Linked DNA regions of Mus musculus: region 2 is linked to region 1. A link is a loop called in an ENCODE intact Hi-C map of the cell type or tissue named here. Cell type or tissue: left cerebral cortex. All regions are shown on one strand. Each heading gives the region's core, and the rest is flanking DNA. Links, peaks and the distances in the headings are about the cores only.

Region 1 (7,500 bases), core at 1,103-6,102:
CAGAGTAACATAGAAAGGGCAGGCATGGTCTATGGCCGATCATCACCAAGTGCAGAAACCAGAGCCTGCCCATCCTTTCAGGGGCAGCCAAGTCACTGTCCTTCCTAAGCTGCCAGGACTTTGCTGCTGGTCTGTGCTCTGGGCTGAAGACAGAGCCACAGGAGCCCTGTCCTGTTTCACTTCTCTTGCTGGCAAAACAGCAGCTTTGGGGAGAGGGCTCACTATAGCTACAATTCCAGGCTTTAGTCTATTATTTTAGGGAATTCACAGTGGGAGGAGCTCGAGGCAGCTGGTCACATCACACCCACAGTCAAGGGCGGAGAGGAAGGAACGCATGCCTGTTTGCTTCCTTATGTGCGCTCAACTGAATTTCTCCATTCTTATCTAGTACATGGCCCCTGCCAACAGCATGGACTGCCATGCTGAGTAAGTGTGGAGACAAAGAAAAAGTATGGATGTGATTTGAGACATGATAAGTTAGGGTGCCTGGAGACATGAGGAAGGCTTGCAGACTGTCTTCTCTGGGACTCGCAAAGGCTCTGGGGGGAGTAACGTGCAGATGAAGAGGGGAGGTTCCCCCCTGTCTTACATTCTGTGAGGTCCGTATGGCAGGAATGTTGGGCCCAGAAGCAGCCTGAGTGAAGGATGGTGAGGAGGGGTGGAGCTGGGTGAGGGGAGCACAGAGTCCCCTCAAAAGTGTGTGTGTGTGTGTGGGGGGGGAGAACAGACCCATGAGGCTCTCTCCAGATGCTCTTTCCATAGAAGTCAGCTCCCTGGATTTCTGCAACCACCCAACTGTTCAACATGGGCAGCTGAAGACAGTGTGGGCCCAGCCAGAAGGTGCAGCAATGTCTGACCCACACCAAATGCTTCACCTTACAGGTGGGGAAACTGAGGCCCAAGGAAACCTGGACTCTCCAAGTGCACAGAGGCAGCTGGAGATTGGCTAGGCCTTGAGTGGGATCGATCTGAGCGCAAGATGGGTCTGGAATGGTCTTTCACTGCCCCTACCTTGAGCTAAGTGGGCAAGTCCATGTTTCCCAAAATCCCTACATGACCAAGCAAGGCAGCAGGTGCTGGAGACAAGGTGGCCCCTCAGGCCTGTAAGTTATCTTCTCGGGCTCATATTCTTTGGACTTCAGGTAGCCACAGTGGCCCTTTCAGTGAGTAGTAAGCAGAGGCCTACTTGCATGTGCTGTGAGACAGGGAACAGGGCTGGGATAAAGCCAAATGGCAGAGGACAAGTTCCTTCCCCACCTGCCTCGGCACACCATCATTTTCCTCTCTCTTCTTGACTCCTTACCTTTGCTGTGGCCTCGTGGCCTCAAGAAGGCTGCTGAGCTGCCAGACATCACCACGTTTAAAAAGCAGGAACTGTTGCCAGGCTTGGTGACACATACTTTTGATTCCAGCATTGAGGAGGCAGAGGCAGGCAGATCTCTATGGGTTCAAGGCCAGTGTCTGCTAACAATGAGTTCCAAGACAGCCAGAGCTACATGGTAACACCTTGTCTCACACCCTGACCCTCCAAAATAAATAATAAAAGTAGAAATTGTTAAGGGGTGTGTGTTGGGGGTTTGGACAGGGAGAAAGTTCTCATTCCACTCTCCTATCAGGGACAAATCTCCCAAAGAAGGCATCTTTGCCCTGGTGCTTCACATAGAACTCCTCTATCAAGAACTAGCCTGGTTGGAGAGATGGCTCAGTGGTTAAGAGCACCGACTGCTCTTCCAGAGGTCCTGAGTTCAATTCCCAGCAACCACATGATGGCTCACAGCCATCTGTAATGGAATCCGATGTCCTCTTCTGGCGTCTCAGTGTACTCATATACATAAAATAAATAAAATCTAGATTCTGAATATAAGAAAATAAAAAAGAAAGTTAAAAAAAAACTAGCCTGAACCTCTCCTAATGAATTCCTAGACACATGGTGTGTTGTGCAGTAGCAATGGGGTTGACTCTGTAGGTTGTCAAGAGGAAAGCTGACTCAACTCTGTCATCTGGAACATATCGAAAGCTGTCTCCTGCCTTCCCAGCATGCACTTCTAGCTTTCCTCTTGGCATCCCTTGCTTTTCCTCAGTTAGAAATGCAGATTCTCTGGCAACGAGGGAAGCAGGAACTAGCCTCGTTACTCAGTCTACAGTGGGCTGCCACAGCCTGTCTTCAGTCTCCATAAACAATACCACTTGAATGGCTTCATGACAGTGCTTGCTCACTGTGGTGTGCCTAGCCTTGTGGCCATGTCCCACCTGAATGGTGACATCTGTGTCTGTAGTGCTCTGTGACTCAGCTCCCCTTCAAGGAAGGACTGGAGTTTCAGGGAGGGACAGCAGCTTCTGGCTGTCAAGCATGGGGGCATGGGTCTCCTTGCCCATGCCCCTGCTCCACCTCAGGGAGGCCCACTGGAGACTCTGTGATGTGGGATACCAAAGGCCTGGCCACCCTGTCCCATCATGGGACATTTCTGACAGCCATCTGGCTGCATAGCTTTGGGGCTGGCTGAGGGTTGCTGGCCCATCTCCTGGCTCATCTCTTGCCTCTGCAAGCCTCTCTCTCCCATTACCTCCTGTACAGCTTGACTCAGGGTCTGCCTCCTGGGACCTGAGCCAAGACTGCTTACAGCAGCACCACAGGGGGCACCCAGCCTGCCCTCTTTCCAGATGAGGACAGAGGTACAGGAGGGGCTCCAGGCCCGCAGCTACAAGCAGAGAGACATGGATAAAAAGCCAGCGAACTTCCACACATTGGAGTAGCACGGCGTTGAAAAGGGTCCAGCAAGATGGTCCGACAGGTTAACCTGCCTGCTGCCAAGTCTGAAAACCCAAGTTCAATAGCAAGGATGCACATGGTGGAAGGAGTGTCAACTCCCACAGGCTCTACATGCAGTGGTACATGTAAATTTAAAAAAATTTTTTTTCCAAAGTGTGTCCCTCTGCCTGCTGAGTCTGGAGGAATGCAGAGCCAGGCAGCAGGAAGCCCCAGGAGGAAGTCCTAGTGTTCAGCACTAGTCAGGGCCCCAGGACAGACAATGGGATTTCCCCATTGCTGGGAATGCCCCGTGGTCCAGCCAAAGTGCTCACCCAACACCTACGGGAGGGCCAAGCGAAGAGGATGGGTGAGAGGTTGGGGCAGAAAGAGCAATCTGCCTCACGTGTGGTACTGAGTGGTCACTGAAGTGTCTGCCAGGGTGGAAGCCAGAAGTGGCGTCCACTCGCTGTGAGCTGAGGAGCAGGCTCAAGAAGGGGAGAGAATGGCAAGCTGGGCAGGAGAGAAGGAAATGAGGGAGGGAGGGAGGAGGGGAGAGAGGGACAGGAAAGCTTTTCTCCACCTCTACCTGTCCCAGAGTGACGGTGACAGGCGACCTCTGGTGGCACAAGGCAGACACTGCCTTGGTGTCAGATGCCTTGAATCAGACTTTAGCTGCTGGTGAGGGGCTGCTCCATCAGGGCTGGGGGGACAGCAACACTGTGACTGGGAAGGCAGTGAGGTGCTGGCCTGAGTGCAGGGTCAATCAAGTGCTGAAACCCTCACTAGCTAGGACAGATAATTTAACCTTTAAAAATAAAATTGGGAGCCAGGCATGGTGATGCATGCCTTGAACTCAGACCAGCACATGGGAGACAGAGGCAGGTTAATCTGTGTTTGAGGACAGCCTGATCTCCTTAATAACAAGTTCCAAGTCTGCTAAAACACACACACACACACACACACACACACACACACACACACACACACACACACACACACACACACGTATGTATGTATGTATGTGATGGCTTGTATATGCTCGGCCCATAGAGTAGTACTTTTAGAAGGTGTGGCCTTGCTGGAGTAGGTGTGTCACTATGGGAGTGGGCTTTAAGACCCTCATCCTAGCTGCCTGGAAATCAGTATTCTGCTAGCAGCCTTCAGATGAAGATGTAGAACTCTCAGCTCCTCCTGCACCATGCCTGCCTGGATGCTGCCATGTTCACACATTGATGATAATGGACTGAACCTCTGAACCTGTAAGCCAGCCCCAATTAAATGTTGTTCTTATGAGAGCTGCCTTGGTCATGATGTCTCTTTACAGCAGTAAAACCCTAATATACATGTGTATATGTATATATATTCTCTTAAAAATCAAATTGGCAAAGCATGGCTCACATCAGCTCTTAGCTGCCTCTTTTTGTAAAGCTCAGTAGCAGAATCAGCTCTTACTTTTGATGTCACATCTCACACCCCACCCCCACCTTCACAAGGGGGGAGGGCTTCCCTGTCCTGTACAGTAGTGTTCTGTGGACATGGCCTGCTCATCTTGTACTTACCAGCATACCTTTGAGGCACACACCATTCACTACTCATGGCCCCACGGACTGCTTGCAAATGTAGTTACAGTAGAGGAGAGAGTGGCCAGGGTCCTCTCAGGGCTGGGCATGTATCCGTGTTGTGTTTTACTTCCCTAGCCCTATCCAGACTCAGACTTTAAGCCCTGCTCCATTTCTCTGCACCTGCTACCTCCTGTAACATGCTTTCATATGTGCAAAGATCTTAGTGATTCTCAACTGGGCTGGTAGTGTCAAACCTGGGGTATGAGTCCCAGCCACCATTTCCAGTGGCCCTAGGACATATTTCCCTAATGGACTGGGCTTTGCACCAAGTTGCCAGAGCTATTGTCTCATCCTAGCAAAACACTTCTTGCTCTCACATAGACTGAGGACCTGGAGCTGCAAAGGTCCCCTGTGCCCTTTGTGAGACTCCATCCCTGGCAAGCTCCCTTCCCATCACAGGCAAGGACTGGGTGCAGATGGGTAACACTCCTGCTGGGGGGCGTTACTAGGCTCATCATCTCTCTCGTACCTGCAAAGATGTGCCCTCAGTGCTACTGCTACCAATAGGCCACACCTCACCAAGTCCACCCAGACCAGGGACTTCACTGCATGCCCACTGCTGCTTCCTCCCCAGCCACTGTCACCAAAGGGTGGATGTAGTAGCAGCCCGTGGATATCAAGTGTCTCGCTTCCTCTCTTCCCCACAGCTCTTTGTATGCCAGCAACCAACGCACCCACAAAAGGATAAAACTTTTACCGCTGAAAATCCTAGGAGGCTTACAAAGGAAACCATCTTGATAGGGGACCCTGCATGAACTGGCCTTCCCCAGCCTCCTCACCCATTTTCTGCATTGTGGAACTGGCCTTGTCCCCCAGGACTTTTCACCAACTTCGCATGACCATGCGGCCCTAGAATCCCTCCCTAGGCTCCAGAACCTCGGGTTTGCTTTACACCTTCCCTCGACACAAGACGGTCATGCATTCTGTCCTACAGGCAAAGCACGGTTCCCTGCTCCTCTTGAGTGTCAGGGCCAGCACTGTGAACACTAGGGATCTAATGTATGTGTGTATCAGACAGTCATCTCCTCAGGCAACTAACTGTCCTTTCTGTACGTGAGGAAACTGAGGGTAGGCCTTCTCCATTATGTTGATGGTAACGCCGGCTCCCCTGGCCCTTAGAAGTCATTGAAAATGTTATACAAATCGGTGTCTTATAAAGTCAGTCATATTGGATGCTTCAGTTCTTGTCGGGTCAGTAGGGTATGGTGGCTCACACATGCAAACTCAGTACCGGGAGGCTGAGACATGCTTGAGATAGTTTTGAACATTTCACAAAAGCACTGAAACTCATGGAAAGAGCGCTGGCTCTGGAGTCCTGAGAGGGCATCTCTTGCTCCCCGTGAGACCTAGGCCAGCTCCTTGTACAGCCCACCACTCACAGTGAAGACATCCCAAGGACTGCTTTATTGCTGGCTATGAAAACTCCTGGCACAGAACCTGGCATACACTGAGCAAAGCAGGCAATATTAATCTGTACTAGTGACATCCACCTGGGAAGGGACATCTTCACCCTCTCCTGGCCATCTGTCACAGCAGGCCACTCAGGTGGCAGCAGCTGTGGTGAATGGAACAGTCCTGGTCCTGTTAGAACTCAGTTTTCAGACTCAGTCCACCCAGATTATCAACCTCATCACACGCTCCCTCACCATCTCTGCTGAGAGACAACCCAGCTCCCTTCTCTACCCACATGAGCTTCACGACCTATGGCTACAGAGCAGCAAAAACTCAGTGTTCCAGGTCTCCGAAAACTGTTCTTTTTCAAAAGATTTATTTATGCAGATGAGTGCTCTATCTGCATGTAACCCTGCAAGCCGGAAGAGAGCATCGGATCCCATTACAGATAGTTGTGAGCCACTGTGTGGTTGCTGGGAATTGAACTCAGGACCTCTGGAAGGGTAGTCAGTGCCCTTAACCTCCCCGCCCCCTTGTTTTTGCTGTTGAAAAACTGTGAGCCTGCTTTCCTATAAAAGAAAAAATGGAAGTACTTTTTTTTTCATCTTTTAACAACTCTCAAGAATATTTTAACAATGTGTTCTTGCTACTTTTGTTATCCGTGTGTTCAGGAGGGGGGGGGGAGTGGGGGAGGACATGAGCACATAGGTGCAGGCTCCTGAGCAGGCGGAGGCAGCACTGGGTCCCTCAGCTGGGTGCTGGAAACCACACTGGAGTCCTTTGGAAGAGCAAGTACTCCTAGATCCAGGCCACCTCTCCAGCCCCTCAAAAACATCCTTTATATCAAACTCCAGACACCCACGTAGGAATCCACACTTGGAACAAGCTCCACGGAGCAGTCCACTGCATCCCAGTCGGAGCCTGTTCTGCTTTCTCAAAGTGGAGTTTACATCCACTGAACTAGCCTCGAGCACAGTCTTCATACATATAACAAATACCCGACCAGAGTAAAAGGCAGACAAAAAACTGCATCCCAAACTGAGTCCCTGCCTTGTCCTTCCAGGGTGTCTCAGCTCAAGGCTGCCTGCTCTGCATGAGCTCCACAGCCACTGTCTGGGAAAGCTTGGTGATCTGGAACAGCCAGGTCTAGGGCTGGGATGCAGCTCAGTTGGTAGAGTGCTTGACTAGCAAGCCCAAGGCACCAAAGAAACCAGATGTGACAGCACACATCGATACTCCAACGGATACAGGAACACCAGAAGTTCAATGTTATCCTCAACTACATAGTTTGAAGCCAGCCCAGGCTACCCACCCAGCTCTGCCTAGAATAAACCTCATGTACATGAAGCCCCTGAGAACAGTGAGCCATGGATGGTGGTGGCCCAGCACGATCACAGACCACTTAACAACCCATGCTTTGCTGAGGGGTCCAGCCTCGTCTACATCATCCTTCACCGTGAGCCAGTTCACCACAGCTCCACTACCCGACCATGGACCGCTTTCGCCCTCTCAGGCGCACCTCATCTAACTTCTTCAGCACTGGACTGGACTTCTGGGTCGAGGCCCCGTAACTCTTCAGAAAGGCTTCAAACACGGTCTCGGTGTGGGGGTGCGTGCTGAGGAAGGCCTTCTCCAGGACATAGAGGTCGACGCCTTTATCTTCCGGCAGTCCTGAGACAAAGCTCAGCCCAAAGTCGATGAGCACGATGTGCAGCTGCGCCAGGGGCCGCCTCAGGA
Region 2 (7,500 bases), core at 1,569-6,568, 96 kb before region 1:
TGGTTCTGGCACTAGCAAACTACCTAAATGGTCAAAATAGCTGCCTTCCTCACTTGAGAAGAAGTTCGACTCTCATAAAAACCCTTTCCTGTAGATACTCTTGGGTCATTCTTCTATATAAAGGAAACCAGTAAACTCCAGGATGGTGATGGACGGGGTTTGAGCAACTCTGGCGAAACAGAATGGGGACTCTAATGAACGACACGCATTTGTTCGAAGTGATGCAGAGGCCTTTTTCTCAGCCATGGCTGGCATCCCTTCCCTCCCAAACGAAAGACCCGCCAATGAAATCAGACCTGCTCATTCCCTCAATCGCAGCTCAACCCTTAAGCAGCCCCCCGAAGCTTTACCGGGCCAAGGGCATCCGCAGGACTGCTGGGATCCGCTTTTTGCACGCACACACCTCTCTCCTTCCCAGGCTGCCCGCCCGGAGGCCTGCAGCCCCGGGGGCGCCCGCTAGCCTCGCCCGGCCCCTGGACACGCGCAAGCCTCCGCGGGCCCCAGGAAGGCGCTGGTTCTTCTGATCCTGCCCCGGAGTCGCCACCCGGAATTCCTCTGGCTCAGGGGAAACCTCGCTTCTTTTGTAGCTCCCAGAAGGCCCCAGGCAATTGTGGCGCACAGAGGCCCCTCGAGCCTCGCCTGGAAGAGCCCCACGAAACGGAAACGCATCCATAGAGCCTAGGAGACCGCGCATGCGCAGAGTCTCGGAGCGGCCATTCCCACGGTTCTCCAAAGGGTGCTGTAGTCTTTCCAGGACTACATTTCCCACAGGGAGTTGCGGCCCCCACCCAGCCGATAGCCTCTGAGGCGCTAGGGCTTTAATCACAGTAATTTACGAGTAAAAACCATGAGTACAAGAAGAAGTGTGAGAATAAAAAATTAGAGCTCTGTAAAGAAATTCCAACAGTGTATTAAGAAAAAAATAATAACCAAACAGTTGTAAGCAGAATAAAAATGTATCGACGACCTTCCCAAAATTACAGAAGAGACCCCCTAACAAAGAATCAAACCATCTCTAAATATCTTAAAAGAAAATAATCGCCATCCTGTTTATTACTGACTTTACTGACAGGTGCATACTCTCCTGCCAATTTTACAGAAGGAGAAGTCACAATAAGTAATGGCAAAATATTTTAACAGTATAATATTTTCAATTTTTATTTTATTTTATTTTATATGTATTGATATATTGCCTGCCTGCATGTATGTCTGTCCACTACTTGCGTGCTGTGCTTGGTACCCCGTGTCTAAGAAGGCCAGAAGATGGTATCATGTAGGTGCTGGGAATTGAACTCTGCTCCTCTGCTATAAATCACTGCGCCATCTTAACAATATATTTTAACATGACCAATTATATTTAATCCAAGTAATATAGAAACTGCTCTTCATCCATGAGGACAAATTGAATACGTGTATATATTTTGTTTTATTTATTTTTTTAAAATATTTATTTATTTATTTATACACTGTACACTATAGCTGTCTTCAGACACTCCTGAAAACGGCATCAGATTTCGTTACGGATGGTTGTGAGCCACCATGTGGTTGCTGGGATTTGAACTCAGGACCTTTGGAAGAGCGGTCGGCACTCTTAACCACTGAGCCATCTCACCAGCCCCCGTGTATATATTTTAAAAGAGGAAAGCTATGGAATATCTTAGTCACTGGAAGGCCAGACAGTTTCTGACACAGTTATCTGTTATGTTTAAATACCAAAAGGAACTTCGAGATGCAGAGGCTGAGAGATAGCTCTCAGTGAGCCAGACTTCCAGGGATTCAATGCTTGTATACTGTCTCCCACATCAAACGTGGCCATGATGTAATTTAAATAAAGGGGTCATAAGAAGGGACACTGCAGGCTTCAAAAAGCAAACCTGATATCCTGGCAGTCCGGTTTGTTTGCGGTGTTCCTAGAGTTTGTGTATGACTTTAGTTAACTAGTTACCAGAGATCAAGTGGAAACCAAAAGAAGCAGAGAGGCAATGTGGAGAAAAGGCAAATATTTCCCAGAAACCCAGCCATGCCTCCCCTTCCAGGGATCCTTGTCAAGACTTCAGATGCAGGGAGTGAGCCACCCTGAACATTGCATGCAGTTACATTCTTGGGTGGCCTCAGTTGCATATAGACTCACATAAAGCAGAGCCACAAAGTGCATACCTGTAAGCACACACAGAGCCACAAAGTCCGTACCAGTAGCCTCATAGCACGGAGGAAATAACCAGTTGCATCATTTTAAGCCACCAGATTTTGGGGGTAGTTTGTTATGGAGCAATAAATACATGGTGGGTCTGCAAGATGTTTCAGTAAATAAAGGCATTGCCAACAAACCAGATGACCTGCTGTGGGTCTCAGGGGTCCACATGGTCGAGAGAGAGGACCCAGATCTGCAAGCTCCATGTGTGTGCCGGGCCATTCTCAGGGGTATGTACCCGAACCCATGCCAAGTCAAAAGAAAACTGAAATGACTTTGGGGAAAGATAGATTTTAAAAGCAAATGTATGGGGGAAGGGAATGCAGTTGGCTTCTAGATATAATAAGTGAAAGAGTGGGCTCAATTATTAATAGTGCTTCTAGAAATAACTTCAATTTAGTATTTTTTTAAGTCAAGTAAGGAACAAGAAAATTAATATAGAAGATTTGAAAATGAATTAGAAATTAGCCATATGGGATGGTTTGAATAGGCATGGCCCACATAGACTCATGTCTATGAATGTTCGGCCCATAGGAAGTGGCACGACAAGGAGGTGTGGCCTTGTTGGAGTAGGTGTGACCTTGTCGAAGGAAGTATGTCATTGTGGAGGCGGGCTTTGAGGTCTTCTATGCTCAAGCTACACTCAGTGTGAACACAACCTCCCTCTGCTGCCTGTGGATCAAGGTGTAGAACTCGCAGCTCCTTCTCCAGCACCACGTCTGCCTGCCTGCCTGCTGCCGTGCTTCCTGCCATGGTGATAATGAACTGAATCCCTGTAAATTGTAAGCCAGTCCCAATTAAATGTTTGCCTTTGTAAGAGTTGCCTTGGTCCTGGTGTCTCTTCACAGCAATAAAACCCTAAGACACCATATAAATGTATGTGGATATATATATGTATACACACACACACACACACAAACACACATATATATATTTATATACACATATGGATATGTTATATATGTGTACACACACACATATAAAATGGCCAATAACACTAAGGATCCTAGAAAAGAAGTAATTAATATTTTAAAATCACATACACTTTGGCAGACAAGCTTGGTCATGGAATTGGAAAAACGTTCCTCGTCTGGCCGAGTCGGCTGTCTCTCTTGCAGAGTTTGTAGCACACTTGCTGCACGTGAGTTGAAGCTCGTGCCCTTTATCCTAACAGCTCAGGAGACTATGAAAGAAATAGTTGAACTTCTGTGCGAAGATACACATCAGCAACAGTCTCAAAATGTTTTGCTTTGATTTTGAGATGGCGTTTCTGTATTTAGCCGAGGCTCACTTTGAATTTAGGATTGCCTGTCTCTGCCTCCCAAGTGCTGGGAACCGATCTCAGTGATGGACAAGGTGCCACAGCTGCACCTCCAAGCCCCAGGGGATGGTTCTGGGACACACCGAACACTTCAAAGACTTCCTGGCAGACTCAAATCCCCCTTGTCTGTAAGTGTTTTATGAAAAACACACTTGTGTCCTCTCCCTTCTCCCCCTCTTTTTAGTCCCCATTCCCGTATGGATCCTGGTGAGTTTTTAAACCAGTGAGGTTTCTCAAAAAACAAAAACAAAAACAAAAACCCAGCTTAGGCTTGCGCCAGAAAGATGGCTCAGAAAGCAAAAGCACTTGTGGCTCAAGCCTGAGAACCTGAGTTCTATTCTCAGGACTCACAATGGAAGAAGAGAATTGCTTCCACAAAGGCATCCTCTGATGGCCACAGGGCTGCTGTGGCCAACATCTGGGCACTTCACCTACACATATACATTGTATACACTCACAATGGGAAGAATAACAAAGTGAAATGTTTAGATTGGTGAAATAAAAGAGGAAAGAGAGGAGGAGAAGAGAGGAAAAGGAGGCCAGTAGGATGTTGGGACAGGAAGACAGCAGGCAGGCAGGCAGGCAGATGCTCGGATCTGCATTTCCCCACAGTAACCACTAGATGACAGAAGACTCCCCAGCCAACTTCCCTCGGAGGCTCGCCATCAACTTCATTAGCTCGGCTGCACAGTCAAGAAGGCCTGCTGATTGAAAGCACTGAAGCCGGCTCCAGTTCTCTCTGATACTTCAGACAGTATATCCAGATGTTGTTAATGTGGATCAAGCAATTTGAAGGGACTCGTGGTTTTTTCGTAGCCTCATAAAACCGGCTCCTTTTTTTCTGATAACACTTTTCCACTGGGGGACTACCCTAACCTTTACTCAAGAATGCTGTATAGGGTTTCACAAGCTATGCACTGCACTGCACAGCACCAGAGGACCTGCTGATTTCCACTGTATGAGAAGAACCCACCAGACAGAGCTTTACCCAACCTGTAATTCTGTCAAGGCCACCCACAGAATGATGGGGGCACCTTATTACCCTAGCCAAGGTGCAGGCAGGCACATGACTCAAACCATGCCATGAACCTGAACTTGAACCCCAAGTAGAATGGAGGTTATTTCAGTCTGGCATGGGTGCTGTAAAGACTGCCCGTGATCCCATCTACAGGCATCTCCAGGGCTCTGCTGGCTCTAGATCTTCCTGACTCATACAGCTCGCCCTGAGGGCTGCTGAGATGCTTTCTGCTGGCAAATAAAGATCCCCGTGAGTCAGTATGGGCTTGCTAAGATGGGAGCTAGCTGTCTGAGGCTTCACACTAGGATGAAGGCAAGATCAGTACTCAGGAGGCCTGTTCTGTTACATTTATTTACTTGGTTATTATAATATTTTAATTTACTCTTTGGGGATTTCATGGATATATACGAAGTATGTACAAATCCAGTCCGCACTGCCAGTAAGTGCATGTGGTACCATCTACTAGAACGTGGGCAAGCCTACAGGAGCCACACCCCTGAAGAAAAATTATCACCCCCACCCCAGTAGCCACTGACTGCCAATAGCATCTCAGCTAGGAGAGTGAGGCCGCATGTGCCCCTCCCCAGTCCATGCCAGCATGCTGATTGGTTTCTTTTGTGTAGGCAGCCACAGCTGCTTGAGACTAGGTGTGTAATGCTTTTACTTACCGTGTGTGTGTGTGTGTGTGTGTGTGTGTGTGTGTGTGTGTATGCCATGGTAAACATAGAGAAGTCAGAGGACAAAGTCAGGGAAGTTGGTTCAATTTTTCCACTGTGTGGGAGTTGGGACTAGAGCTCAGGTTGCCTCAAAGTGTGCCCCCTGCTTCCCACAGAGCTGTTTAGATTCTGTGGTCCCTGAGGTGGCTGGTCTGTTTGCCCCAATTCAGGTGCTGACATCCTAGCTCCTCAGGTAATGGTGTCACGAGATGGTTTTGAGGGTTCTTGTGGTTAGGCCACCATGGATGGGTTAGTGACCAGGTGAAAGATGGCCTCTGTTGTCCTCTTTCCCATCTTAGCTGCCCTGTGGCACTCACAGACTGGCAACCATAGTCTGTTTGTCTAGTCAGGAATTATTCTCCTTTTTGTTTTCAATACTACTGGATGTATTTAATTCTGAGAAATTACATTAAATATAATAATCTTATTCTATACCTGGAAAGGAAAATATATGAACCCTTCCCTCTTTCCTTCTCTTCCCCCCACCCCATTGTGTGCACAATTTATATATGCTTGTGTGTGTGCAGACAATGATCCTGTGCGTGTCTCTGGGAATGTGCAGGGCACAGCATACATGTGGAGGTCAGAGGACAGCCTCTGGTGCCGGTCTTCCCCTTGATTGAGGCTGGCTCTCCCCTTTGTTGCTGTGCATTCAGAGCTAGCCCTCTGGTTCTCTCCCTTTGCTGCTGTGCGTCTGGGGATGGCTGTGTGGCTCTTCTGCTTTTCTGCTGTGTGTTCTGAGCTGAGCTGGAATCCGAGCATTTGGGTGGAGTCGGGAGAACCAAGATGTTCAAGGTTATCCTTGCCTGTATGGTGAGTTCGAGGGTAGCCTGGGCTACATGAGACCCTGTTCCAAATCAAATACTACAAGATGAAATAAGCAAAGATAAAAGAAAGAAAAATACCACAGACAAAGCAATTTATAGAAGAAAGAGTACATTTGGAACTTAAAGTTCTAAAGGGTTAGGGTCTATCTTAGTCAGGGCTTCTATTCCTGCACAAACATCATGACCAAGAAGCAAGTTGGGGAGGAAAGGGTTTATTCAGCTTATACTTCCACACTGCTGTTCATCATCAAAGGAAGTCAGGATTGGAACTCAAGCAGGTCAGGAAGCAGGAGCTGATGCAGAGGCCATGGAGGGATGTTCTTTACTGGCTTGCTTCCCCTGGCTTGCTCACCTTGCTTTCTTACAGAACCCAGGACCACCAGCCCAGGGATAGCACCACCCCCAATGGACCCACCCACCCTTGATCACTAACTGAGAAAATGCCTTACAGCTGGATCTCACGGAGGCATTTCCTCAACGGAAGCTCCTTTCTCTATGATAACTCCAGCTTCTGTCAAGTTGACACACAAACCCAGCCAGTGCAGGGTCCATGGCCGTCATGAGGAAGAGCGTGGCAGCAAGCAGGAATGGTGTTGGAAGAGTAGCTGAGAACTCACATCTCAAGACACAACCTGAAGGCAAAAAGCTACCTGGAAATGCTGCAAGGCTTTGATATCTCAAAGGCCACTCCCAGCAACACATCTCCTCCATCAAGGCCACACCCCCTAATCCTTCCCAAACAGTTCTACCAACTTGGGACCAAGTATTCAAATATGAGTCTCTGGGGGGGAGGGTGAGCATTCTGTACCACGGATGCCAAAGAATCCAGCGGAGCCACAGTCACAGGGACGTGGTTCATCGCCTGTGTGTTTGTGGTACTGATGTTCTGAAAATGAACGTGAGCTTCAACAGTTACACAGGCTTTGGGGGTAAGGCTCCTTATGTTTCCTTCTCTGCTTTCCTCGCCCCGCCCTCTCCACGGAGCCAACCCCTTCCTGCAGTCTTAAGAACACGTGACTCTGTTTTACCGAATGGGGTATAGCTTGATGGCGTCCCAGAAGTTTTAGTATTATCGTTATTATTTTGTTGCAGGGTATTTGATCGCATTGTGAACCTGGAGATTATGAACTGTAAACATCTGTTTCTAGTAGTGGCTCAGCCTTTTATCCTAGAGCGCTCTGTTTACTGTAAACAAGTAGGGGCGTGGCTCAGCCCTGGCATGCACCTTTAATGCCAGAGCTATATAAAGTCAACTCTAGGTCAAGAGGCAGAGCAAGCCACCAGCGGACAGAGGGAACAGAAGTCTGAGCTGAAGGGCATTTAAGACAGCATGGAGAAGGAGGCGACAGAGCCTTTCCTTTCTGGGACGTTGTGGGAAGGTCAGCTGGGTGCTCTCTCTGCCTCTCTGAGCTAGCTGGCGTTCACCA

What was found. Peaks named below come from ENCODE experiments on the same cell type or tissue, not always from the same donor. Only the 100,000 strongest peaks of a DNase experiment are listed, where the experiment ranks them.
Region 2: it touches region 1 in a loop (9-fold over the local background); 23 of 42 quality-filtered maps call a loop at or near these places.

What each region holds. Positions count from the first base shown.
Region 1 is chr2:165,483,990-165,491,489 of GRCm38, forward strand. It overlaps Trp53rka (transformation related protein 53 regulating kinase A), which reads right to left. Exons shown (of 2, transcript NM_001007581.1): 2 at 6,123-7,500. The coding sequence ends at 7,244. Among named protein-coding and RNA genes, the nearest start is that of Trp53rka, 5.6 kb to the right of the region's middle. In left cerebral cortex, for the core only: a CTCF peak has its summit at 3,378 (motif pointing left); DNase peaks (open chromatin) are centred at 2,047, 2,713 and 3,367; H3K27ac peaks cover 349 bases.
Region 2 is chr2:165,387,611-165,395,110 of GRCm38, forward strand. It overlaps Zfp334 (zinc finger protein 334), which reads right to left and starts at 649. Exons shown (of 5, transcript NM_178411.3): 1 at 351-649. In left cerebral cortex, for the core only: a CTCF peak has its summit at 4,134; DNase peaks (open chromatin) are centred at 4,153 and 4,766; H3K27ac peaks cover 574 bases.